Regions from separate parts of the Homo sapiens genome. Here region 1 is linked to region 2. A link is an interaction called in ENCODE POLR2A ChIA-PET data of the cell type or tissue named here. Cell type or tissue: PC-3. All regions are shown on one strand. Each heading gives the region's core, and the rest is flanking DNA. Links, peaks and the distances in the headings are about the cores only.

Evidence for each region. Peaks named below come from ENCODE experiments on the same cell type or tissue, not always from the same donor. Only the 100,000 strongest peaks of a DNase experiment are listed, where the experiment ranks them.
Region 1: POLR2A ChIA-PET joins it to region 2 with 8 read pairs; 2 of 35 experiments call an interaction of 5 or more read pairs at or near these places.

What each region holds. Positions count from the first base shown.
Region 1 is chr9:110,638,484-110,649,757 of GRCh38, reverse strand. No RefSeq gene overlaps it. Among named protein-coding and RNA genes, the nearest start is that of MUSK, 25 kb to the left of the region's middle. In PC-3, for the core only: a CTCF peak has its summit at 11,191 (motif pointing left); a DNase peak (open chromatin) is centred at 8,237; H3K4me3 peaks cover 1,975 bases; H3K27ac peaks cover 3,846 bases.
Region 2 is chr9:110,811,129-110,829,117 of GRCh38, reverse strand. No RefSeq gene overlaps it. Among named protein-coding and RNA genes, the nearest start is that of MUSK, 150 kb to the right of the region's middle. RefSeq lists an enhancer at 7,647-7,856. In PC-3, for the core only: no CTCF peak of the experiment used is centred there; no DNase peak of the experiment used is centred there.

The sequences.
Region 1 (11,274 bases), core at 6,275-11,274, 180 kb after region 2:
GCTGCCTGCTCACCAGATTTCAGTGCTGTAGCTGCCTAGGGAGAGTGTAACGGGATTCAGGAGTAGCTATCCCATGAGGTCTGGGCCATAGATGGCTTTATCAAGTCACTGGCTGCTGGCAAGGGTGACATTGGAAAACTTTTGTCAAGGTCTAGGTCACTAACTGTTCAGAATGCTAAAACTGGGGGTTGATGAAGGCAGGTGAGGAACGATCTCCTGCAGGAGGCACATTTTCATTCGGTTCTCATAGTTTTTCATATACTGCACCAGGAATGGGGTACAGCCATAAATGATTTCGCACCGTTAGGTAAGTGTTGAGAGACACAGATGAAAAACTCTCCTGAAATGAGATGTACCTGCCAGGACTACCTACGGCCCCAGATCACTATGCACTCAATCTGGGCTACTGGATGAAGGAGTTAGAGATTAGGCTTCATTATGAAGACTCAAGTGAAGTATGGGAAAATATAAGGGGAATCCAGGCATCCTACTTATAGGGAGATGTATTAGGCCTTTAACAAAAGAATGAATGAACAGAAGAGACTCTTTCATCAAAAGTGGAAAAAATAGACCTTAAGAAAAATAAAAGTAAATTATTATAAAAAAAAGAAACAAAATTTTATTACGTGAGTAATAAGTATTCAAAATGTTAAAATTTCAGTTATAGTATATATATGTTTGTGTGCGTATGCTTGTGTGTGTGTACTTTTTGCTACTTAACATCCAGAACTTCTCCCCTCCCACACTTGGGGACTTGAGAAGAAGTCAAAATCCAGCCTTACATTAAAGAAGCTGACGGTTCCAGATCTCTTCCCCTTGCAGGCAAAGCCAGGTGGGCACGTGACCAGGATCAGCCAATGGGATGCTCCTGACCATGGCATTGACTCTTGAGTAAGTCAAGCCAAAGCAAAAAGGCACTGGAGAATACATTCACTGTCATGGTGCACAGCAGCAGCCGAGTCTGGAGCAGCAGTATTGGTGACAAGATGTCACCAGAGCCCATCTGCTCCTAGGCATGACTTTGACTAAACTGTTGTGCCTCCCACCTAGCTTTCCTTGGCTTTTACCCATTTTTTCAAGTTTTATTCTCTAGCCTTCCTGTTGATACTATAAACTTCACAACAGTCTTCTAGTAATTCCTTTTCAGCCTAAGTTAGGCAGAGCTGATATTAATTGGCAACACCTAATACAACACATACAGAAATGTTTTGTTTTTGTTTTTTGAGTCAGTGCCTCCCTCTCTTGCCCAGGCTGGTGCAGTGGCACAATCATAGCTCACTCTAGCCTCGAACTCCTGGGCTCAAGTGATCCTTCTGCCTCAGCCTCCAGAGTAGCTGGGACTACAGGAGCACACCACTATGCCCAGCTAATTTTTTTTTTAAATGTATAGATGTGGGTTTTGCTGTGTTGTCCAGGCTGGTCTTGAACTCCTGGGCTCTAGTGATCCTCCCACCTTGGCCTCCCAAAGTGCTGGGATTACAGGCATGAGCCACAGTGCCTGGCCTGGAATTTTTTTTTTTCCCCAAAAGTTTTGCTTAATGAAAAAGTGCATTTCTACTGTCTCCTGGGCATTTAGAGTTTTCACAGACATAAGCATGTAAAATTTTCTTGTCATAACTGATGAAGATTCAGTGCTGGGATCCCGCCAAAGTGATGTCCTAGTAGTTGGCACTCAGCTTCCCTGTGTTGTTGCCTGTTCTGATTGGCGTCTTGCTCCCCGTAAACAGAGGTCATTGATCACAACTACTCTTCGAACATACTCATTAGTATCAACCACCTTCTGCATTTGTACCTGATGCTCTCTACATTTCTCTTACCTGGTTGAAAACCCTAGTTCCAACCTTTTCCATCACCATGACTTACATGCTAGGCCCTGTGCTATCTCACAGCTGAATCGGGTTAAAAATGTGACCTAATTAATCGTGTGGTACACACAGGCCTAAATCCTATTTTGAATACAAGCCAATTGTATTTCTTTCAAATGGGTGTCATAAAAGCTTTAGCAAGAACTTCTCATAGCTCAAAGAGAGACATGCCTGATTTATGATTTCTTGATAGCACTTAACATTTTATTTGGATTTAGAGATAACTCTAGATACATCAATCAAACAAGCTGTTTTCAAATCCTTCTGCTCAGCTGTTCCCGGTGCCAGATTGTCTAACAAATAGAAGCATAAACAGATGTAATTTGTGACTTGTGGAGACCATTCTCTGTCATGCAATAGGCCAGCTGGTGGCACGAGCCATAGTACAGTCCACAGCCTGACTCACAGGCATCAGGCTTCTCACTCCTCATACACGTGAGCAATGTTTAAAGATCACAGTTACATAAAAGTTTATTCTGGAAAATTCATTTAAATATTTGCTTACAAACTTGATTGTTGAAAGATGGTATTTTATCATAACATGTATCCTCATAATCAGACCTTGCAAAGTAGAACTTTTGTTACCTGATTTAAAAAAATGTAGCTATGGTAATTTGTAAAATAAAACTTTGGCAAAAGAACCAACAGCATGTATGATTGATAGCCCAGAAAAATGACATATACTAATATGTATGCACACACTTACATGCATATATACACATATATCTGTGTGTACATGTATGTATATATATATATGTCTATATATGTCATGTACCATTATGTATGTGTTGTGTGTGCGTGTATATACAACATATACATACATATTTGGTATATGATAAAGTTATCACAATTTTGTGAATAGAAAGGATTATTTGGAAAAGTTGCACCAGGATCTTTTCTTTTTTTTTTTTTCAAAACAGGATACAAGATCTATATACAAAAATCAAGTGATTTAATTTCTATATAATGGCTATTAAAAATCTTTATTATTATACTTTAAGTTTTAGGGTACATGCGCACAACGTGCAGGTTTGTTACATATGTATACATACACCATGTTGGTGTGCTACACCCATTAACTCATCATTTACATTAGGTATATCTCCTAATGCTTTCCCTCCCCCCTCCACCCTCCCCTCACCCCATGACAGGCCCTGGTGTGTGATGTTCCCCTTCCTGTGTCCAAGTGTTCTCATTGTTCAGTTCCCACCTATGAGCGAGAACATGTGGTGTTTGGTTTTTTGTCCTTGCGATAGTTTGCTGAGAATGATGGTTTCCAGCTTCATCTATGTCCCTACCAAGGGCATGAGCTCATCCTTTTTTATGGCTGCATAGTATTCCATGGTGTATATGTGCCACATTTTCTTAATCCAGTCTATCATTGATGGACATTTGGGTTGGTTCCAAGTCTTTGCTATTGGGAAAAGTGCCATAATAAACATATGTGTACATGTGTCTTTATAGCAGCATGATTTATAATCCTTTGGGTATATACCCAGTAATGGGATGGCTGGGTCAAATGGTATTTCTAGTTCTAGATCCTGTCTTCCACAATGGTTGAACTAGTTTACAGTCCCACCAACAGTGTAAAAGTGTTCCTATTTCTCCACATTCTCTCCAGCATCTGTTGTTTCCTGACTTTTTAATGATCGCCATTCTAACTGGTGTGAGATGGTATCTCATTGTGGTTTTGATTTGCATTCTCTGATGGCCAGTGATGATGAGCATTTTTTCATGTGTCTGTTGGCTGCATAAATGTCTTATTTTGAGAAGTGTCTGTTCATATCCTTTGCCCACTTTGTGATGGTGTTGTTTTTTTCTTGTAAATTTGTTTGAGTTCTTTGTAGATTCTGGATATTAGCCCTTTGTCAGATGAGAAGATTGCAAAAATTTTCTCCCATTCTGTAGGTTGTCTGTTTGCTCTGATGGTAGTTTCTTTTGCTGTGCAGAAGCTTTTTAGTTTAATTAGATCCCATTTGTCAATTTTGGCTTTTGTTGCCATTGCTTTTGGTGTTTTAGACATGAAGTCCTTGCCCATGCCTATGTCCTGAATGGTATTGCCTAGGTTTTCTTCTAGGGTTTTTATGGTTTTAGTTCTAACATTTAAGTCTTTAATCCATCTTGAATTAATTTTTGTATAAGGTGTAAGGAAGGGATCCAGTTTCAGCTTTCTACATATGGCTAGCCAGTTTTCCCAGCACCATTTGTTAAACAGGGAATCCTTTCCCCATTTCTTGTTTTTGTCAGGTTTGTCAAAGAGCAGATGGTTGTAGATGTGTGGTATTATTTCTGAGGGCTCTGTTCTGTTCCATTGGTCTATATCTCTGTTTTGGTACCAGTACCATGCTGTTTTGGTTACTATAGCCTTGTGGTATAGTTTGAAGTCAGGTAGCATGATGCCTCCAGCTTTGTTCTTTTGGCTTAGGATTATCTTGGCAATGCGGGCCCTTTTTTGGTTCCATATGAGCTTTAAAGTAGTTTTTTTCCAATTCTGTGAAGAAGGTCATTGGTAACTTGATGGGGATGGCACTGAATCTATAAATTACTTTGGGCAGTATGGCCATTTTCACGATATCGATTCTGCTTCTCCATGGGCATGGAATGTTCTTCCATTTGTTTGTGTCCTCTTTTATTTCATTGAGCAGTAGTTTGTAGTTCTCCTTGAAGAGCTCCCTCACATCCCTTGTAAGTTGGATTCCTAGGTATTTTACTCTCTTTGAAGCAATAGTGAATGGGAGTTCACTCATGATTTGGCTCTCTGTTTGTCTGTTATTGGTGCATAAGAATGCTTGTGATTTTTGCAAAATTGATTTTGTATCCTGAGACTTTGCTGAAGTTGCTTATCAGCTTAAGGAGATTTTGGGCTGAGACAATGGGGTTTTCTAGATATATAATCATGAATCATGTCATCTGCAAACAGGGACAATTTGACTTCCTCTTTTCCTAATTGAATACCCTTTATTTATTTCTCCTGCCTGATTGCAGGATGCTTTCTTAACTATTCAGAAAAGAAATCCTCACATCATGTACAAAAACTGATTCCACATGGATTTGAACAACAAAAACCAAACTACGCAATAGGTGGATAAAAATATAGATAAATCTGAATGATCTTGACTTGGGGAAATATTTTTTAAGAATAAAATCAATGTGAGGAATAAAAGAAAGCATCAAGAGATTTGACTTTACAAATATTAAGATATTTTGTATTATAAAAACATCGTTAAGAAGCAAACAACAAATAATTGGAATTCAGGGGCTCAATAAATAAGACACCTCTACTCTGGTCAACTTCTGAACCAAATGAACAATAAAGAAGATGAGTCAATAGGATAGAGGCCAAAATATCATCTTTATCATTATTAAACTGAGGTTGTAGAATGTTGCTGGACAGTGGTGGGCAGGTGAATTTACTAACATGGGTCCCCTAAGTTAGGCAGATATATCCATCCATGCACAGGCAGTCTTAGAGTGACTCAGGCCTTCCCTTATGGTGTCTGCCTCTGATGAACTTACAGTGTAAAAGAGCAAAAAACAACTTATGCCTCTTGTCTCACTGTGGGGAAGTTTGCTGCCAAAGAAAAAACTTGAAAAGGGGGTCAGGCTATATATGCCCAAGATTGTGCTCCCAAACTCATCAATTGGATTACAATGCTTCTTCTCCCTTTGAAAGAAATGGGTTAAAAAATAACCAGGAATCTTACACAAATAGAGTTCACACATAAACATGAGAAATAAGGTAGAACTATTATTTGCCAAACAGAATTTAAGGGTACGTATTGGTTAGGGATTTGAACTGGCTACTACATATAGTGCACAAGAGCTTATATAAGGGGAAAAAAAGAGAAATTCCAATAGGAAATAGAGCAAAGGATACAAAAATTCACAGAATTACAAATACCTAATAAAATATGAACATTCTGAAATTCATCTATTCAAAGAAATACAAATAATAAACATCAGTGTTTTATATATATGAAGTTTCTTACAGTTATTTATTCCACCTTGAGAGATGAAGAGAAAAAAGCAGGAACAATTTGCTAATATACAGCTAGTATTGTGATAAGTCAAAGTAACTGTGTACTGATCAGCTCCTGATGACTATAAGAGTGTCTTAATTTCTAATGTTATTAAGCTTTACTTTATCAAGGAAGTTAAATCAAATGTACTAACCATTAAGAATTTGCTCTGTTTCAAGTTAGCAAATAGTAAGAGAATGTTAGTCAATGAAGAGCAGTGAATATACCATGCCTCTAACCCAAGCTCTAACTTACTTTGTTCCAGTCTATGTGGTAGGTAGATGGTGTAAGAATATGACAGTTGCTCAGAACTAGAAAGACAGACAATATAGGGGCACAGTAGTGTGCAGGGGCGATAGACAGTGGGGATGGTATGGTTGAGGGGTTGGTGCCATTAAGATGTAGACATAGTCTATTCAGATACTGTAGTTAAATAGAACATGACTCCTTGCCTCCTTCACTAGCCACATTTATTCCAGGGAGAAAGCCCTGACTTGAATTTCTGTGGATGACACAGGTGCTAAATGGAATAAAATATAATGTCTTTAAAATGGAAAAGTTATATTTTTTGAGGATAAGTATTGCTATTGATGACATAGTGAGACTGGTACTCTCATTCACAGATGAAGATTGTGCAAATTAGTTAAAAATTTTTATCAAAAGCTTCATAAAGACAATACCTTTACACCAACTAGTCCCACATTCAGTACTCTATCCAACACAGAACTGTAAAAGAGATTTACATCTATGTTAGACATCACAGCCAAAAAAAAAAAAGCTGAAATAATCATGTTTTTTGAATTTAAGAATATAAATTTTGATCCATTTTATTATTATTATTATTGTTATTATTTTGAGACAGGGTCTCACTCTGTCGCCAAGGCTGGACTGCAGTGGCGTGATCTCCGCTCACTGCAACCTCCACCTCCCAGGTTCAAGCAATTCTCATGCCTCAGCCTCCCAAGTAGCTAGGACTACAGGAGCACACCACCACGCCCAGCTAATCTGTATATTTTTTAGTAGAGACAGGGTTTCACCATGTTGGACAGGCTGATCTCGAACTCCTGACCTCAAAGTGATCAGCCTTCCTTGGCCTCCCAAAGTGCCATTATTGTTTTTAAAGTATAAGAATAAAATGTGCCTATATAGTATGGTTTGTACACATGCATATATGTAGAGAGAGAATACACTGAAATCTTTAGAATTTTCTCTCAGAGGTAGAAGAGCAGATAAATTTTAAATATTTTAGTATTTTAATTTTATATTTATATAAAAAGTTTCTACATTTTATATAAAATATATTTTTATATTCTTATTTTGTAATTGAATTTTCTGATTCCCCAAATTATTCACTATGATTATGCATTACTTTCAACTATACACATACATATATATAAAATTTATAAATAAACATTTACAGACAGTTTTTACATCTGTGCCCAGTTTTGCAGTTATGCTTACAACACTTTAGTCAACTTTACACATTATTCCTGCACTCATCAGTTCTTACATGTCACAAAACTATCTTGACTCGCGAATATTTTTTTTGAGATGGAGTCTCGCTCCATCGCCCAGGCTGGAGTGCAGAGGCGCCATCTGGGCTCACTACAACCTCTGCCTCCCGGGTTCAAGCAATTCTTCTGCCTCAGCTTCCCAGATAGCTGGGATTACAGGTGCCCATCACCACGCCCGGGTAATTTTTTGTATTTTTAGTAGAGACAGGGTTTCACCATGTTGGCCAGGCTGGTCTCAAACTCCTGACCTCAAGTGATCTACCCACCTCAGCCTCTCAAAGTGCTGGGATTACAGGCATGAGCCACTGTACCTGGCCTTGACTTGTAAATTTTGATTCATTTTTCTATTGAGTAAAATATTTTTCTTTCTTTTTCAGAAAGGGTACGTAGTAGCTGTTTTCTAAGGCTTTGTGTACGAAAAATTGTCTCCTAAAGACTCCACTTGTAAAAGGCAATAGATCGAATATAGTCTTTTCGTACTATTGACGGACATTCAATATTGCATGAGTTTGAAGCAAATCTAATTTTTGTACTATTGAAAGTCACCTTTTTAATTTTGTTTTTGCCTGGTTACTCCTACAGTGTTTCATTATCAAAATCGGAAAAACTTTGGTTCCATTTCTCACCAATTTTAGCCATTAAGACAGAGGCTTGTTTTAATTTGAAGGTCAGTGTCACCTGGAATAAGGGAATTCTGTGGTCACCCCTGGTGACTGCACCAAGGCTATGTATGCTGTCCCTCAGATCACACAAAGCTCAGGGTACTTGGCAGAGCTAGGGCTGTGACTCTGCAAGTAAAATTATAGATATTTGCTCTGACTAATTTAGTAATCATCCATGAAAAACGATGATGTGTAACCCATGAGTGGATCTTTCTAAATCCTACATTAGCTTTTCTCTGAGCCCCGTTAAGTTTTCATCATTTGAAGTTTGGCTTCAGTCAAAGGACCAACTGACTCAAAATAAGGATAACTGGATTTCAGCTATCATAGAGCATTGCAGCCCAGGAATGAATTATGGCTGTGCAAATCAATCCCTTGATGTCATGAAGGTAATTCTTGCCAAATTACATCAACTTTGCCCCCTCGACACAGCTTCTCTGTCTTGGTAGAGGAATACTGTCTATTCTCTAGACCATACCAGAGGCAAAAGTAGGACTATTTGTCAAGGAATATGCAAAATTTTCTGCTTTCAACTCCATCACTCCATGTAGCGTCAGGCATTCTGCACAGTCTATCATATACATTGCAAGTCTCCAGGGTAAGTGAGTGGGTTGGGGGTTGCACTTGAATTCACAACTGAATCTCTTCTCCTACCCCCACAGCTGCTGTTATCTTACTTTCTTGCAACAGCCTCTTCAATGAGACATCCTGTCAAACCTCAGCTGTAAGAGCCTCTCATCACTGTCACTTCTTCTATTGTTCTCTGTAATAATGTCACCAGGCCTGCCAAAAGGACTGTCTTCTAATACTCCTGAAGCTGTCAAAACAACTTCCACTGCAGATGTCTAGGTACTCCCACTGGGCACCCAGCCACAGGTGACAATCAATGCTATGTTAAGTCATTTTACAGAGTTCTAGGTAAAATCAGCACTTGAAGTTTTTATTTGCAGGCCTCTCTCTCTCTCTAACATAGTTGTGGAAATAAAACCACAAGCTGTAAGATGTTTTTACTGTGTGGGTTTGAAGCCTGGCTATATTACCTTGGGAAAGTAATTTAATCTCTTTCCTCCTTTCTAAAATGTTATAATAATAATAATACGTACCTCGTGTAGATGTTTTGATGAGTGAGTACACCTATCCCTTGCTTAAAGAGTTTAAATTATTCCAAAAACTTTGTCATTAATCGAATGGCCAAAATTTTTGAAAATCCACCAATTTAAATTGGAACTATTCTAGTCCAGTTAGGCAGCTTCCTAAATACTGAGCACATAAAGATATTCCGCATTCTTCTTTACAACATTTATACTATGGAATTCAGATCTCATTAATTCATCATATGTAATGCTGTCACAGACTGTGGTTAGGCTACAGTTTGAAGGAAGCCATTGAAAAACGGTAAGAAATATTTTTAGGAAAACTTTTAATGCTACTGAAAAGATCAAATGTTTCAATCACTTTAGAAGCATATATCAATTGATATACTAATAAATATATCAGTTGTACTCAGTTGTCAATGAGTACATTGACAAACTAATTAGAAAGTATACTAAGTATAATTTGAGTTAAGAAAAGTAAAACTTAAAATGAGGCAAAGGGCTTTTTAAAATCAAAATGAAAAAATCACACTAAAATATGAGTTATAAGCTTTAATTCATTGAATAATATAATGGTAAAATATGTAAAGAAAAAGCAAATGTTAATGAAAAGAAATACAATTGTCAGAGATTTTGATATCTCTTCTCCATGAGAAATCAAGTGGTTAAAAAAATATGTAACATTGGCTGGGTGCCGTGGCTCATGCCTGTAATCCCAGCACTTTGGGAGGCCAAAGTGGGTGCATCACCTCAGGTCAGGAGTTTGAGACCAGCCTGACCAACATGGTGAAACCCCGTCTCTACTAAAAATACAAAAAATAGCCAGGCGTGGTGGCACATGCCTGTAATCCCAGTAATCCCAGCTACTTGGGAAGCGGAGGCACGAGAACCGCTTGAACCCAGGAGGCGGCGGTTGCAGTGAGCTGAGATCATGCCACTGTACCCCACCCTGGCTAACAGAGTGAGACTCCATCTCAAAAAAAAAGAAAAACAACAACAACAAAAAGCACATAACATTATATAGAGAATCTGAGAAATATAAGAAAGTTATAATATTTGAATTCTATATCATACAAATATAGACTAATCCTTTTCATGGTCCCTGAGAAACAGTTATTAAAATTTATCATAAAAAAACACTCAAAGAAAAATTCAATAAACTTAAAAAAAGACATATTTTTTTCTAAAGTAAAATAACACTCTCCTAAATAACACTTGGGTTAGCAACATTAGCTTATTTAGAATAGCCTTAATTGCAATGATGACTTTAATATATAGAGTATTCACAAAATAAGTAGAGAAATTATGAATTATTCTATTTTTAAAAGGGTTAAAAGACATGAAAATGAAATTCACAAATATCAAGTGGATCATAAACTTACAAAATATTTGAAAACATTTAATCAAAGGCATAATTTTAAATAAAGTTATATTTTGTACCTATTTTGAGACAAATGATTTTTAATGTAACATTCAATGTGTATAAATTTTAAAAATGAGTGCGAATTATTATACCCTTTCTTGGGTCCAATTTGAATATAATATTTTAAAAATATATTCTAATACAGCAGTTCTACTTTTGGGAATTTATCCTGTGGAGACAATTAAATATGTGACCTATAATTCAGGAATTAGACACAAGGATGTTCATAACAGTGTTATTTATGAGAATAAGAAATTGGAAATAAACTAAATTTCCTACTACAAGTCATTGGTTAACTAAAGTACGGTGTATTTATATACCATAAAAAATAATGTTGCAGAGAAAGATTTAATGACATGGCAATTTGATATAATACATTTTTTATTTTCAAAATTCAGTTAGTAGGCTCTTGTAGGATAGATTCCATTTATGTGAATATAAAACTTGGCCATGTACTAAAATGTTAATCGTTATTTTATATACAATTGTGGATCATTTTAAATTTCTTCCACCTGTTTAACGTTGTTTTCTCACTATTCTGTAATACATCATAGTAACTGTTAACAGCTTTAAAAATGTCATCAATTTTTAATATATCTAAGAATTGGTTTTTCAAGTTAGCAGTGCCATCTGCTGATCATCTTGGAGTGTTCCTTCAGAATAACAATAAAATTTTTCGGAACTTAGGGAAGTCAGT
Region 2 (17,989 bases), core at 7,770-12,769:
TTAACTAGTGTCCAAACTATTTATGGTTCTAATCATCACATCATTGCATGGACTGATTTTTTAAATATTAACATGTGTGGAGAAAATATTTCTAAGAAACAAGACAGGATACTTAATACAATAATAATAATCTACTTTTAAGTATGCTAGCAACTAATGAATATAGCAATCTAAAGTCATTAAGAATGTTTCTCATTCATTCCTGATAGTAGTTTTCCAAAAGACTCTTAGTAGTTACCCTTATTTGAGCACTAAAAGGGCTTTAGAAAAATCAGCCATTAAAAATTGGCTCTGATTAACAGGCTTTCTCCTTTCTCAAACAACCGAGTGAAGTTTTATAGTGTTGATTATTTTGGGGATTAGTTAATTTGCCAATTGTGGTTAACAGATATTTTGTAAGGAAAATTAATTGCTTTATTCTCATAACTAGTATTTTTTCCCACAGCCTTACAATTTTAATTTCTTTGGTTTTGGTGAACTATTCAGTACACATACTCTCCTAATCTTCTCATATGTGTGTCAGCTGCTGGTCCCTATCCAAATGCTGAACTCATTTGACTAAGCACCGCCAGGGCCTTTTCTGTGTGATTTCCCGCCTCCCTTCCCCATTTCTTGGGACATGAGACTTCTATTTCTCCTGAATGCCTCTGTCTGGGAAAGATTATCTTGGCAAAAAAAAAGGGGGACTTTGGGAAATAAGAGAAGGCAGATTCTTTGTTGCCAAGCAGAAGTAGTGCCTCACTGACTTCAGAGAAATGTGGGTAGGAGAACTGGGAAGCTCAGGGCGTCCCTCAGTCTTTAGAAAGTGTAAGTGATCTCATTCCTTTCCTTAAATGATTTCAGTCCCACAAAGCAAAGAAAGATGCCTGAGAGCTTGACATTCGAGCTGATCAGTCTTATTTTTACATAGCCTCAGATACGTGATTTGCGGGCACTAAGATGATGTTACCGAGCACTCAAAAATGAGCCATTTCATGTATTTGTCCAGTCTGTGAAACTTTGTTACCATAGCACATTACATGGTTGTCCTAGCCAGCAGAGTGGTGTTTAAATGGTATGCACTGGGGGACAGACCAGTTGTTAAAATGTTGAAATATTTCAGGGATCCTCTGGGTCTTCCTTGGGTCCACTAAAATGTCATCTGGCAAGAGGGGGCCTCCAGGCCTTCTATGGATGACAGTCTTTCTAATCTGTCCGTGTCTGGGGCATATCAATTAGTAAATTCTTTGATCATCTATCCTAATACCAATCTTCATTCCAATTATTCCTTCCACCAACCCATTTATTCATTTTTAATTCATTCAAATTTAATTTATTCAAATTTAATTTATTCAACAAATGCTTCCTAATTACCTGCTAATGGCTAGGCATTGTTGCAGATGCTAGAGAAACACTAGTGAATAATATGGACAAGGTCCCTGATCCAGTGGTGCTTTCATTCTAGTAGAGGAAACAAACAATAAACATGAGCACAATGATATAAACAAGATAATTTCATTAATGGTGGGTGATATGTTTTGGCTCTCTGTCCCCACCCGAATCTCATCTTGAATTATACTCCCATAATTCCCACGTGTTGTGGGAGGGACCCAGTGGGAGATAATTGAATCATGGGGGCACTTTCCTTCATACTGTTCTCGTGACAGTGAATAAGTCTCATGAAATCTGATGGTTTTATAAAGAGTTCCCCTGCACAAGCTCTCCCTCTTTTTGCCTGCTGCCATCCATGCGAGACATGACTTGCTCCTTCTTGCCTTCGGCCATGATTGTGAGGACTCCCCAGTCATGTGGAACTGTAAGTCCATTAAACCTCTTTCTTCTGTAAAGTGCCCGGTCTCAGGTATTTCTTTATCAGCAGCGTGAAAATGGACGAATACAATGGGTGCTGTGAAGGCAGTATGAAGGGGTAGCCTGCCCCTCCACACCTGTGGGAGTTTCTCGTCAGGTGGAATGAGAGACTTGAGAAAAGAAAGAGACACAGAGACAAAAGTATAGAGAAAGAAAAGTGGGCCCAGGGGAGCTGCGCTCAGCATACGGAGGACCCGTGCTGGCACAGGTCTCTGTGTTCCCTCAGTATTTATTGGTCATTATCTCTACCATCTCGGAGAGGGGGATGTGGCAGGACAATAGGGTAATAGTGGGGAAAGGGTCAGCAGGAAAACATGTGAACAAATGTCTCTGAATCATAAACAAGGTAAAGAAAAAAGTGCTATGCTTTTGATGTGCATATACATAAACATCTCAATGCCTTAAAGAGCAGTATTGCCACCAGCATGTCTCACCTCCAGCCCTAAGGCGGTTTTCTCCTATCTCAGTAGATGGAATATACAATCGAGTTTTACACCAAGACATTCCATTGCCCAGGGACGAGCAGGAGACAGATACCTTCCTCTTATCTCAACTTCAAAGAGGGCTTCCTCTTTTATTAATCCTCCTCAGCACAGACCCTTTACGTGTGTCGGGCTGGCGGACAGTCAGGTCTTTCCCTTCCCACGAGGCCATGTTTCACAGTATCACATGGGGAGAAACCTTGGACAATACCTGGCTTTCCTAGACAGAGGTCCCTGCGGGCTTCCGCAGTGTTTTTTGTCCCTGGGTACTTGAGAGTAGGGAGTGGTGATGAATTTTAACAAGCACGCTGCCTTCAAGCATTTGTTTAACAAAGCACATTCTGCATAGCCCTAAATCCATTAAACCTTGAGTCCACAAAGCACATGTTTCTGCGAGCACAGGGTTGGGGGTAGGGTTACAGATTAACAGCATCTCAAGGCAAAAGAATTTTTCTTAGTACAGAACAAAATGGAGTCTCTTATGTCTACTTCTTTCTACATAGACACAGTAACAGTCTGATCTTTCTTTTCCCCACAGCAGTATAAAATTAATGAGATTATTGCCCAAGGCAGGGTTCATTAGGTGGAGGGGACAAGGAAGCCTTCCTGGAGGGGAGCATTTAGCTGACACTTGAGCGGGTGGTTCTGATCTCTGTCAGGCTTGAGAGTGTCTTTGAGAGTCTACAGGCTGCCCCTTGGGCTCTACTCCATGTGTCTCTTACATATGTCGAGAAAACAAACAATGACTAAGGTAAAAGAGAAGGAACACATTTTTCTAGATTCTTCCTGTGTCACATTTGCAGCATCATTGGTTAAAGGCATTCACATGGATGAGCTCAGAGGCAAAGAGGAAAAGTGCCAGGAAGTTAAATAATGAAGGACTTGGATAAAGTGAAGGGTGAAGAAATGGGATCATTAATACAGTCAATCTACCATATATTCTTTTTGTTTATTTTTAAATTTTGTTGGTACGTAGTAGGTATATATATTTGTGGGATACATAAGATAATTTGATACAGGCATACAATGAATAATAATCACATTAGGGTAAATGGGGTATTCATCACCTCAAGCATTTATCCTTTCTCTGTGTTACAATCAAATTACACTCTTTTAGTTATTTAAAATGTATAATAAATTATTGTTGACTGTAGTCACCCCATTGTTCTATCAAATACTAGACCTTATTCATTCTAACTATACTTGTGTACCCATGAATCATCCCCACTTCCCCCACACCATCCTCACTACCCTTCCCAGCCTCTGGTAACCATCATTCTACTCTCTATCTCCATGAGTTCAATTGTTTTTTTTTTAGCTCCCACAAATAAGCAAGAATATGTGAAGTTTATCTTTCTGTGCCTGGCTTATTTCACTTAAAATAATGTCCTTTTGTTCCATCCATGTTGTTGCAAATGACAGGATCTTATTCTTTTTATGGCTGAGTAATACTCCATTGTGTATATGTACCACATTTTCTTTATCCATTTGTCTGTTGATGGACACAGGTTGCTTCCAAATCTTGGCTATTGTGAATAGTGCTGTGATAAACATGAGAGTGCAGACATCTCTTTGATATACTGATATTTACATATGCCATGCCACTGACATTTGTATGATGTTTTCTGGGTGTTTTGGTGTCTTCTCTTCCTCCTTTCCTTTCTTTCTGTTCTTCTTTTAGTGAAGGTGATTTTCTCAGGTGATATGTTTTAATTTCTTATATTATATTTTTTGTGTATCTGTTGTATGTTTTTTGATTTGAGGTTACCATGAGGCTTGCAAATACTATCTTATAACCTATTATTTTAAAGTGATGACAATTTAACACTGATTGCATAAACAAAGAAGCAAAGAGAAAACTAATAAAAATTAAACTTTATCTTCCAGCTTTTTAACTTTTTGTCATATCTATTTATATCTTACTATACTGTCTACATCTTGAAAAGTTGTTGGAGTTATTATTTTTGATAGGTTCATCTTTTAGTCTTTCTACTCAACATATACCACAATTACAGTGTTATGACATTCTGTGTACTAACTTTACCAGTGAGTTTCATACCTTCACATGATTTATTTTTGCTCATTAACATCCTTTTCTTTCAGATTGAAGAACTCCCTTTAGCATTTCTTGTAGAACAAGTCTGGTATTGATGAAATACCTCAGCTTTTGTCTGGAAAAGTCTATTTCTCCTTTATGTTTGAAGGATATTTTCAGTGAATATACTATTCTAGGATAACAGTTTTTTCCTTTAGCACTTTAAATATGTCATGCCACTCCTAGCCTGTAAAGTTTCCACTGAGAAGTTTGCTGCCAGATGTACTGAAGTTCCTTTATATGTTATTATTAACATGTAAAGCTCCTTTATATGTTATTATTATTATTTTTTATCTTGCTGCTTTTAGGGTCCTTTCTTTATCCTTGATCTTTGGGAGTTTGATTATTAAATGTCTTGAAGTAGTCTTCTTTGTGTTAAAATTGCTTGGTGCTTATAACTTTCTTGTACTTGAATATTGATATCTTTCTCTAGGTTTGGGAAGTTCTCTGTTACTATCTCTTTGAATAAACTTTTTACACCTATCTCTTTCTCTACCTCCTATTTAAGGCCAATAACTTTTAGATTTCCCATTTTGAAGCTATTTTCTAGTTCTTGTAGGTGTGCTTCATTGCATTTTATTCTTTTTCCATTTGTCTCCTCTGACTTTGTGTTTTCAAATAGCCTGTCTTCAAGCTTACTAATTATTTCTCTTGCTTGATCAGTTCTGCTGGTGAGATTCTCTGATGCATTCTTCAACATGTCAATTGCGTTTTTCAGCTCCAGAATTTCTGCTTGATTCTTTTTAATTATTTCAATCTCTTCATTAAATTTATCTGATAGGATTCTGAATTCCTTCTCCATGTTATCTTGGATTTTGTTTAGCTTCCTCGAAACAGCTATTGTGAATTCTCTGTCTGAAAGGTCACATATTTCTGTTTCCCCAGGATTGATCCCTGGTGCCTTATTTAGTTCATTTGGTGAGGTCATATTTTCCTGGATGGTCCCAATGCTTGTGGATGTTCATCGGTGTCTGGGCATTGAAGAATTAGATATTTGTTGTAGTCTTTACAGTTTGGGCTTGTTTGAACCTGTCTTTTTTGGCAAGGCTTTCCAAATATTTGAAGGAACTTGGGTGTTGTGATCTAAGTCTTTGGTCACTGCAGCCATATCCACCTTAGGGGACACCCCAAGCCCAGTAATGCTGTGGCTCTTGCAGACTTGTAGAGGTATCACTTTGGTGGTCTTGGGTAAGATCAGAGAGAATTCCCTAGATTACAAGGAGACTCCTGTTCTCTTCCCTTACTTTTCTCCAAACAAACTGAGTCTCTCTCTGTGCTGAGCTGCCTGGAGCTGGGAGAGGGATGATATAGGCACCCCTGTGACCACAACCACTAGGAGAGCATGGGGTCAGGCCTAAAGTCAGCACAGTACTGGGTCTCACCCAAGGCCTGTAGTGACCACTGCCTGGCTACTGCCTACTTTTGCTCAAGGCCCAAGTGCTCTACAATCAGCAGGTAGCAAATTCAGCCGAACATGTGTCCTTCCCTTCAAGCTGGCAAGTTCTCCCTTGCCCTGGTGGTCCAGAGATGCCATCTGGGAGCCAGAGCCTGGAGTCGAGAACCTTAGAAATCTACCTGATACTGGCCAGGCGCGGTGGCTCACGCCTGTAATCCCAGCACCTTGGGAGGCTGAGGCAGGCAGATCATGAGGTCAGAAGATTGAGACCATCCTGGCTAACAAGGTGAAACCCCATCTCTACTAAAAATACAAAAAAATTAGCCGGGCGCAGTGGCGGGTGCCTGTAGTCCCAGTTACTCCGGAGGCCGAGGCAGGAGAATGGTATGAACACTGGAGGCGGAGCTTGCAGTGAGCTGAGATAGCGCCACTGCACTCCAGCCTGGGCAACAGAGAGAGACTCTGTTTCAAAAAAAAAAAAAAAAGAAATCTACCTGATCCTCTCTATTCTACTGAAGATTAGCTGGCACCCAAACTACAGGACAGTTTTTTCCACTCTTGCCTTCCTTTCCCTCAAACAGAGAAGTCTCTACCAGGGTCGCCACTGCCCAAGGCCTGTGCTGAGTGCTGCCTTGCTACTGTCATATTCACTCAAGGACCAAAGGCTAGTCAGTCAGCTTGTGTGATTGCCGCCAGGCCTGAGTCTCTCCTTTTAGAGCATTAGGTTCCCCTCTGGCCCAGGGTAGGTCCTGAAATGCCATCCAAGAGCCAAGGTCTAGAATCAGGGACACAAGGAGCCCATGAGGTATTGTACCCCACTGTGGTCCAGCTGGTACCCAAGGTGCAAGACAAAGTCACCTTTACTTTTTCCCCAAGTAGAAGGGGTCTCCCCGTAGCTATCTCAGCTGAGAATGTGCTTGGTCACACCTGAAGCCAGCAGGGCTCTGAGTCTCATCCAAGGCTCATAGCGAGTACTGCCTGGCTGCCACTGCTGATTATTTGGGGACCAAGGGCTCTTTAGTCAGCAGGTGATGAATCCTGCCAAGAATGGGTCCTTCCCTTCAAGGAAACCGATTCCCTTCTGGCCCAAGGTGTGTCCAGAAATGTCAGGAGTTAGGGTCTGAATTGGGGGCCTCAAGGACTCTGCCAAGTGCCCTATCCTACTGTGGCTGAGTTGGTATCCAAGTTGCAAGACAAACTTCTCTTTACTCTTCTCTCTCCCCTCCTTAAGCACAGGGAAGGAGCTTCTCCTAGAGCTGCAAGCTGCACTGCCTGTAGTTGGGGAAGGTGTGACTCAAGCATTTCCATGGCCACCCAGCTGACAACCATATATTCTCATATTGACTTTTCTCTTTTAGCTAAACTACTTAAACTTTAAAAGAAAACTTTTTTTTCTCCTTTTCTATAGCAACCTGTTTTTATAGTTTTGGATGCAATATCTGAATATCCTATCAAGCTTCCCTGAGAATACAAATCAGAATTTTTTCCTTAGATCGTCTCAGTTCTGTGAAAAATTGCTTTTTCCTCAGGGGTCATTATTATTTTTGTAATGTGCTCATTTGATTCCTCTCACTGGTGTCGTGATTTGTCTTGGCTATCTGCTAATGCTTGAGTCTCTCTTCGTGAAGGAATGGATTGGTGAAACTCAGGCACAGCTGTGAGCTTTTTCTATAGATTTTTCCTTCAATAGGCCTTTCTCCTGAATCCTCATTTTGGTGTTTGGCTATTTGCTCATCACTTTTGCTCTCTAAACTAAAGCCTATGAAGTTCTCTGAAGTACCTGGATCACCAAGGGTAACTATAATCCTACCCAAATAAATTATTTACTATTTTAGAGAATAGCTTCTACTTTGGTTAAATGGTGGTGCCACCCATCATTCTGTATAGTCAGGGGCCTGGAACAGAGAGGCTGGCTGAGCAGAGCAGGCATTCTAGTGGCTGAAGGAGATTTCTCTTTCTGTTTCCCTTTCTACTCTCTATGCCTGCCTCTGCCTAGCCAGAAGCCTATCAAGGGTTCAGCCATGAAGAATGGCTTCTACTGCCTCGTTCTCTTGTTTCCTGTGCTCTGTTATCTGTCAGCCTGACCCCAATCTGCTTTCCATATTCCACATATGTTTTCAATCTGTAGTCTACTGAGGCCACAGGTATTGAGACAAACACATGTGTTTCCTCTTCCATCTTGAACTGGAAGCTTATCTAAAATGAAAAACCTCACAATAAACCCCTCCCAAATTAAGATTACCAAGCACTAAATCTTCAAGTTAAGGAACATAAGTAAATCAATTTATATGTAACATCGTCCATTTTATATCTTAGCATGTTACTATTCATGTTTTCCTTTTTAACACAAAAAAGAATTAGTTTTAAAGATTTCTGTTCAAAAGGTACACATCCATAAAACCCCCCTATGTGATTTTGGTGCTAACTATTCCAGGAGCAAATTGCCTGTAGGAATTATAGGTTTAGCCTAACTTTGAGCACTTTCTTCTAAAACTGTTCTACAGCTCTTAGAACCTTGTTCAGTCTCTCTAGGGAAGACATATTTAGATATGAATGAGGATTTTTGGAAACTTATCTGCTGAGAAACATCTCAAGTAAAGTAGACCTTTCTGCCCCCCTCCACTTGCCCCCAGCAAAGAAATTTCCTGGAGATAAACTGTTCTCAAGCCAATGATTCTGCCCAAGAGATTCCAGGCTCACAGCTGCTTAGGCAAATTGCCCATCCTGCACTGCTGGTCCACAGACAGGGGTTGTCCAACAACACAAAGCTCCAGTTTAGTTGCCCCCTTCTTTGAATTTAAAGTTTAGGGAGGGTGAGCAACTCTCATCCTTTCTCTTGAAGTTTTGGTGGGAGGCTTCTCCATTTTTCTGGCTTTGGAGAAGTGAAAAAACGTCTTGACTAGATGTACACAGTGTCATTGTAATGGCTGTCAACACATGCTTGATAGCATGTCCTTTTGTCAGAACACTGGAAAACTTATCTCTGGCAGGAATTTTGTTTGACCATTCATTCATGAAAGGTGTATAATTATAATTCCTAGTACTTAAACCAAAAATATTTTGGGTTGTTTGGGAATCTGTTCAACTAACTAGAACATATTGAAAGAAGAAAAAAATGTAAATCAAGTCAATAAGGCCTTCGTATACACATTGTAATTGCAATACTGCTGTGAGTACTCTTGTACTCTAAATATCCCTCAATATTTCAGCTATTTTCAATTGACCTATTTTATTTTTTTTGTACACCTTAGGTAGGAGGTAGAGACTTTGGGACAGGGCCAAATGCCTTTGGCTGTGGTCTCTGGTCATACATACTAGTTTGTGACCAGTAGCCTCTGCCTCAGTGGTCACAGTCAAGGAGACACACAGACAAGATTTCTGCTGTAAGGACCAGCAAGAATCCAGAGGCACTGCATGTAATCTTGGGTCCTCTTTGTTGCTCTCATAAGGTGAGGTAATCATTTTACCACTGCCCATATCCCATCCTGAAGAAGGACAGAGGATGTGTCACTCCATCTAAAAATCTGAGAGCCACAGAATTTTATAGGAGATGACTGAGTTTCTACAAGGACTGCTAAATAAAGTTGGTGGACCAAATTTACTGTAGTAAGCTCAAAGATAGATTTCCTTTCTACACAGCAGGTGAGAATACTTGAAGAAGCAACAAAGAAGCTACATTTTTCTGTATTTTCTCTGGTTGTAAACAAATCTGTGACTCTGACAGTACATGCATTTACTGTGACTCTGATAGTATGTGTATTTATTGACCTGTTTTTCCAGCTTGGGACACAAGCATGTTCACATGTCTAATTTTTTCAATTACTACTTCAAACACCCACCAATTCCTCCTCTTATGTTCTCTCCTTCTGTATCCTCAATTGTCCAAGGACCCCAGGCAAAAAAGACTAGCTGTGCTTCAACATCCCAGAGGAGACAAGGAACTAGAAGGAGAAATCAGTCCATCAGCTCTACTGCTGTAGTTATTGCCCACAACACTCTTGCTGCTGGAGACCTGGTCTATGCAGACTGGTGGATGCTTATTCACTGTGCAGTGATCTCTTATCTAGTCCAATCTCATGCCTGTGCTTTGGCAAGGGCTTAGGCAAGGGCTTTGGCAAGGGGCTTCCTACTTTAGCTTCATGCTGCTTCCCAATTTTCATACCTTGTGTTGAGCTCCAGTACCATCCCAAACTTCCTTTCCCTTCTGGTGAGTGCTTCTGGGGGACTTTGCTTGCTTTCTTGCTAGGGGAACTTGCACGAGACCATCTCAGTCCATTCTGATGAGTCCTTCTAACTTTGAATCTTAGGCACGAGGAGCTGAGTTTCCTCCAGGAAACCAATGGCTTCCTGAAAATTACTCTGTCTCACCTTCAGAGTATAACAAGGTATTCATGGGAAAAGTGGACTCCAGCAACTGACAAAAAGCTTCTCTTTTGTCTTTCAGTCATGACATTAATGACCTCACCTTACATTTGCTTAAGTAAGCAGGTACCTCAAGTGATATATTGTGCTCCTACTATTTGAAATGTATCCCAAGAATACAAATACCATATAAGAAGTTTTTACAGTGTTATTTATAATGATGCAAAATGTATAACAATTCAAATATCCTATATAATCATTCGTTGAATCATTATTATTATTTTTGCTGCTGGAAAACAGAGATATTTGAGATGCTTGTCCTTCTGGAATTTGTTCCAGTTTTTTTTTTTTTTTTTTTTTCAAGATGGAGTCTCACTCTGTCACCAGGCTGGAGTGCAGTGGCGCAATCTCAGCCCATTGCAACCTCCACCTCCCGGGTTCAAGCGAATCTCCTGCCTCAGCCTCCCAAGTAGCTGGTACTACAGGTGTGTGCCACCACGCTCAGCTAATTTTTGTATTTTTAGTAGAGACGGGTTTTCACCATGTTGCCCAGGATGGTCTTGATCTCCTGACCTCGTGATCCACCCCCCTTGGCCTCCCAAAGTGCTGGGATTACAGGCATGAGCCACCGTGCCTGGCCTGTTCCCAGTTTTAAGGCCTTTGTTCCTTTGCTATGGATGTTTTTTCAGTGCCTAAAGCCTGAGTTGCTTGAATACAAGCTTTCTTTTTGGCATTTAGAAAAGCCAAAAGCAATTGGAGAGAATATGTTAAAGGTCTCAAAAGGGAAACTAGGGAGAGGAAAATGCCTTTTTTAAACAAGCAGGATAAAAAAGTAGCAACAGAATGGAGACGCTTCTCTAAGGCTGAGGAGACAGGTCTTTGGATTCCAGTGGTGATGGGAACCCACTCTCTAGGTGCCCTGGTGAAACGGCATGACTCCCAGGGCAAATGGTTGCTTAGAGCACCTAAGGAGACCGAACCGTAGGCACAGGAGTTCCTAGACTGACTCTGTAATGATTTGAATGTCCAAGTGTGGCATAGACATGGCAGAAGTCCCAAACTTCAAATGACTACATATACTCGCAATGGGCATCTCAGTGGTGGTCAGTGTAAACCAAACCCTAGAACATTCTTACCAAATACTGTACTCTGCTTAAGACCCCAGAGCCTTTGCATGACCCACTCTGGCAGGAGTGAGTAGGCCCAATAAAGATTAATAATAAAAGTGAATTTCTACTTTGAATCAAAAGATCATACTCTCGACAACTACTGATTTTTATCATCTTTGAGAGTCATTTTTCTTGCCCACAAGGTAAGGTTATACACAATTAAGTTTCTATAAATCTATCCCTGAATATTTAAAAAATCTGAATTTTCAGAGTAGTGACACAGGTTTTTCATTTCCTCCAGATAAATTTTCAGAGGTGGCTTTTAGGTTAAAAGCCATGGACTTAGAGATATGATAAACACTTCAGCTCTAACCTCTTCACCTTCCCCTCACTCTTGTCTTGAAAGTGTTTGCAGTGAGTTACTTATAAATGAAGGGCCCTCCAAGATTCTAGCAGAGAGAGATGGGAGAGAAATGATTGAGATTTTAGGTGAATATTTAATATATAACAAAGTTGTATTAAAGTTTTCTAAGGGTTTTTTTTTTTTTTGAGACAGAGTCTTGCTCTGTCACCCAGGCTAGAGTGCAGCGGCGCGATCACTGCTCTCTGCAACCTCTGCCTCCCGGGTTCAAGCGATTCTCCTGCCTCAGCCTCCAGAGTAGCTGGGACTACAGGCACCCGCCACTGCGCCGGCTAATTTTTGTTTCTTTTTTTTAGTAGAGACGGGATTTCACCGTGTTGGCCAGAGTGGTCTCAAACTCCTGACCTCATGATTCGCCCACCTCAGCCTCCCAAACTGTTGGGATTACAGGCGTGAGCCACTGCGCCCGGCTTCCAAGTTATTTTTAAAATAACTATTTTGATACTAGAAAAAAATGCTCATTTTTAAATTTAAATTTGAGATCTATGTACAATTTTAATAAAATCCCACCCATGAAAAAAAAATAAAGGGCCCTCTTTCCTATTTGTTTTTGTTCTCCTACTAGAGGCTAGAATGGACTGTCCTGCTCTCATCTTATTTGCTTGCCTAACTTGGACCTATCTTTTCAGACTTATTTCAGAAACTGTCTTCCTCTGGAAGTGCCCCTTGATTCCATGGTCTGGGTTAAGTTCCCTACGCTGTGTGTTCTTGCAGCAAACTGCTCTATATAGCACCGGATCCACCCTGTTGTTTTAACTAAGCAAGTTGCCTTCTCCAAAAAAATCATGTTGTTTTGGTTTGTTTAGTTTTTTTTTTTTTTTTTTTGCAAAGCAAATTCCAAGGAAGATTGTGATACACGTCAAATTTATCTAATCTAGAAATTCACAGAGGGATGCAAAATTGTATTTGGTGAAATAGGAGTACATGTTTTGGAACCAGGCTGCATGGGATCAAATCTTGGGCCCACCACTTGCTGTATGGCCTGGTGCAGGTTATTTAATCTCCCTGTAAGCATATTTCCCATAAGGTTAGTGTGAAAATTAAGTGAATATATTTATATATAATATATTATAATTCATATTTTATATATATATATATTTGTGTATACATATATGATACTGAGAATAGTGCCTGCCAGTCCTGATTGTGCCTGCCACATAGTAACTCAATTATTACCTAAACTGAATACTATTTATATAGAGAGTTTTAGGACTCTTCTGAGGTCTCTGCTGAAGTATGGTGGTGTGGGAAGAGCTAGGCCCTGGATCACAGCCCTTCTACTCTCTTTTCCCACCCTGAGTTTGCCCAACACATGAAAGGTCTTGTGAACACATCTGTGTTCATTCTTCTTATAATGGCTGCTCCTTGGACAACCCCCAGCCTAAAGATATGACTGCCAGAGGCACTGTCCACTCAAGGGTAGAGGGACTCAGAAAAGGGCCAGTGGCAGAGCTGAAATTCTGGGGCCCCTCATATCTGAAATATGGTTTAAAAGAAGGGAGTCAGTTTCTAGGTAGGCATAGCCCTTTGGCCCCTGGGACCCTCACCCTGTGAGAAGGATGGTGCCTGGAGAAAGACCAGAGTGAAATCCTCTTAATCACAGTGCCCAAGTTAGTCTCCTCTTGCCCAGATCTAAGAGTGGTACTGGTCTGTGCTGTGGAACATTCACACCAAGTGAGACTCACTGGTGCCAGTTGATAGATTACATTGCTTAGTGCCAAGCCTGGAATTGTCTTTGCTGAGCATGGTCCTTTTGTGGTATTTGTGAAATATTGTCAAATCTACTTTGAGAACTTTCCCATGTGTGAGCAAAGATGTGAAATCCTTGACAATAGGAAGAATTATGGTTTACCAGACTCTAGCTGGGACACTTCCCCTTTCTGGTTTCCAGCACATAGAGACATTGGCCTCCGGGAATGTTCTTCATCAGAGTTACAGAAAAATCTCAGTTTCTTCTTAAATGCCAAGAATCCAGATTATAACAATGAAACAAATAAGGGACACACTATAGTTTGCAAATACTAAAGGGGATAGAAGATTGTTTCTCTGTACTTTTTCTTCCTCTTTCCTTGTCTGTTCTTAGCATTTGTGACACTCTGAGAACTCCAAAAGCCTGGGAGAAATCTTTTTTCTTTTTTGAGACAGAGTCTCACTCTGTCACCTAGACTGGAGTACAGTGGCATGATCATGGCTCGCTGCAGCCTTGACCTCCTGGGCTCAAGGTATCTCCCTGCTTCAGCCTCCAGAGTGGCTGGGACTCCAGGTGCACACCACCATGTCCAGCTAATTTTTAATTTAAAAAAATTTTTTTTGTAGTGATGGGGTCCTCCTATGTTGCCCAGGCCGGTATCAAACTCCTGGGTTCAAATGATCCTTCTGCCTTGGCATCCCAAAGTGCTGGGATTATAGGCATGAGCCACTGCACCTGGCACACATATTTTATCACTAATGTAATAAAATTACTAATTTTATTACTAAATTTTTTTAATATTTAGTAATTAATTACTAAATAAATTACTAATCTTTCTTGAAGGGAAGACTTAATTAGTGGACTAAGTGTGTATTGTTATTATTGCATAAAAAAGGTAGAATGGGCAGTTTCTGTTTTATTTATTTTGTAACTAGCTCAGGTTGAATTTGGAAAGTTAGTTCTTTCCTTTAAAATTCACCTACTTCTTCAACGAGAAGGAAAATGGAATCTTGGATCAACCAAAAAGAATTGATTTTATTACAATGATTTATGCCATATCTGTTAGCAGTTTTAAGGGAAGTCTTCAACATATAAGGCTAGTGTGTCACTATTATTTAATAAGATGACTGTGTCTATAAAAATAAGCTAGACAATAAGAAATCTTCCCAAATTGAAAGTTGGGAAGTTAAGAAACCCTTCTTGAAAGGATTGCCTTTGAATGACAGGAACTGTCTCATGTGGAGATGCCTGAGAGGTTACCCACTTCTGGCCCTTGCCCCAGGGTGGCTCATATCCAAAGGCAAAGCAGGGGTATAAGAATTCAATCTTCTTTGCCTCTGGGTAGGACAATCTTTGCGGTATAACTCATACTCCAGAGCTCTCTGTGAGTGCAAGCTGAGGTCACACTTCCGCTGATAACACACCTTTGCCCAGCTCCTTCACTAACCAAACTTCCTTCTATCACTCCCAGAGGCATTTCCTCTGAGAGCACTCCCTCCATAAACCACTTGCACAGGAATCTTTATCTCAGGCTTGGTTTTTCAAGAACCTGACCTGATATGGTTTTGCTGTGTCCCCACCCAAATCTCATCTTGAATTGTAGTTCCCATAATCCCCATGTGTTGTGGGAGAGACCTGGTGGGAGGTAATTGAATCATGGGGGCAGTTACTTCCATGCTGTTCTCCTGATAGTGAATGGGTCCTCATGAGATCTGATGGTGTGGTCTTTTCCCCTTTTGCTCAGTACTTCTTGTTGCCACCATGTGAAGAAGGACATGCTTGCTTCCCCTTCTGCCATGTTTGTAAGTTTCCTCAAGCCTCCCCAGCAGTGCTGAACTGTGAGTCAATTAAATCTCTTTCCTTTATAAATTACCCAGCCTTCGGTATGTCTTTATTAGCAGCATGAGAATGGACTAATACATGACCTAACCCTGTATCCTAAGAGTAGTCCTAGGAAGCATACCCTAAGGTTGGGATTCTGGAGTCAGATCATTTGCTGATAGCAATGAGAACTCCAGCCCTTGGAGACGTGGAATTTCAACAGCCTTTGAAATGTCGTAGCAGTGCAGTTGCTAATGAATTTATTTGTGATGAGCAGGTGGAAGGATATACACTAATTCCTGCAATGTCTCTGCTTTCATAGAACTCATTGCTATTTAAAATGATCTGTTTATATTTTTGTTTTCATATTTATTATTTGTTCGTTAGTAGAATTAAAACTCCCCCAAATCAGACTTATCTTGTTCACTAGTATTTCCCCAGCAACTGTGACAGTGCCTAGCATTTAGTAGCTAATCACTAAGTATTGGTCAAATGAATGAATAAAAAATTAATGGAGGATTTTAAGGAAGGAAACGGAGAAGAAGAACTGTTGCTAGGAGTGAGGGGTATGGACCAGGCACTGACACCAGAAAGGTAATCATCTATTTTGAGTTCACTGCCGCCCCTCCTCCCAACCCCCACTGCTTCCTGCCAGGTGATAGTATTTTAGTTAGTAGCTCTAGGGAAATAGTCTCTATTTAGCCTCTCAAGGATAGAACCAAACAGATGGTTTCTACCTCTATTGTATCACTCTTTTGTTTCCTGTGAGTCTTGTCTGTTAGTATGATGCCATGTGTTTTCCATTTTGCAGAAATTTATCCAAATCCGTAGTCCATTGAGACCCCAGGTGGTGAGGCAAACACATGCTCTCTCTCCATCTTGGACTGGAAGCCCATCTAAACATTTAAAATTCTACGATAATTATACTTAATGTAATTATTACTATGTCAAGGCTTAAGTCTGCCATTTTATTTGTTGCTTTTTATTTGCTCTGTTTTTTTTTTTTTTTTCTGTTTTCTTGTTCTTGCCTTCCTGTGGGTTACTTGAACATTTCTTAGAATTCTGTCTTGATATATCTATAGTGGGTTTTGTTTGTTTGTTTGTTTTTGAGACACAGTCTTGCTCTGTCACCCAGGCTGGAGGGCAGTGGTGTGATCTCGGCTCATTGCAACTTCTGCCTCCCGAGTTCAAGCTTTTCTCCTGCCTCAGCCTCCCAGGTATCTGGGAGGCATGTGCCACCACACCCAGCTAATTTTTGTATTTTTAATAGAGACAGGGTTTTGCCATGTTGGCCAGGTTGGTATTGAACTCCTGACCTCAGGTGATCCACCTGCCTTGGCCTCCCAAAGTGCTGAAATTACAGGTGTGAGCCACCGCACCTGACCAATAGTGTTTTGAAGTGTATCTTTTTGTGGAGTTTTGTTATGGTTGCTCTAGGGATTACATTATACATGCATTATACAGTACGTATGTAACTTATCACAGTTACTAGTGTCGACATTTTACCAGTTCAAACAAAGTGTAGAAAGGACCTCCTTTTATATCGCTTTAGCCTCCTATGTTTATAATATATTGCCTTAAATATTTCCTCTATATGCATTTAGAGCTCAGAGGCATGAAAGTCTGAGTTGTGGAAGAGGACTTTTCTGACTCACACCTGTGGGAAGTTTGAGCTCCTTATTACACCTGGTGAGGGAGAAGTCTAGGATCCACACTCGGTCTTTGCTGGCGTGGGTGGAGGTGAGGCCATTTTTTTTGTTTGTTGTGTGTGTGTGCGCGCGTGGTGTTTGGCTAGAAGAGAGCAATTATTGTCTAAAAGGTTTCTGTCTTGCTAGGTGCCCTTTTCCTGGTGTTTTGTCTAAAGATAGCAGGCTTTAGTTGGGGCTTTTTTTTTGTTTGGTTTTTTTTTTTTTGGTATATGCCCGCTGGCGTTTCTGTGTTGCTGGCTTCTTCAGCTTCAAGTTTGAGATAGCTGAGGCCCAAAGAAAACCCAGAGAGCTCACCAGAATGTCATTCCTTGACTCTGTCTTCTTCCTAGATGAACTGTCTACTTCTCTCTACTTTTCCACGTTGGTTTTCTATGTGATGTTCGGGTTTTTAGTTGTATTTAGTGGAAGGAAGAGGAAAAAGCACATCCACCCCCTCTTCTTATAAGTAGAAGTCTACTGTGTAGATTTTTATATCTTTGAATGTTGACCCAAGTGAATGTATTACTATTAAAAATAATTAAATAAAAAATAATGCAATGAAAACAGTAAAAAGCAGATAGGAGATGTAATGAATTACAAAATCAGATTAAGACATTTACCTATCTCAGAAGAAATTGATATAAAATGTATACAATGAGGCTAAAGATAATAAATATGGAGGGTAGATCTAGAACATACATTGTAACAGGATTCCCAAGAAAAACTAGACTGTTCCAGGATCCACACTCAGTCCAGGTGGAGAACAATCAGTAGAAGACAAACAGTAGAACATACTTGACAATTCACAAACTGCCCAAAAACAGCTGGTAAAAAATCTGAAAAGCAAACAATATCTGCAGGAATTTAAAAGAAAAATCAAATTTAAACAGGGAGCTAAAGTTTCTCAGTTATCAAACTGGCTAAGAATTAAATTTGATGACATGCTAAATTAGCTGAAGTATCAGAAATAAGCACTTTCAAACATTGCTATTGGTTGTGTAAATTGTTGCAAGATTTCTGGAGGGTAATTTTGTAACATATATTAAAATTCCTAAAAAGGTTTATTGCATCTGACCT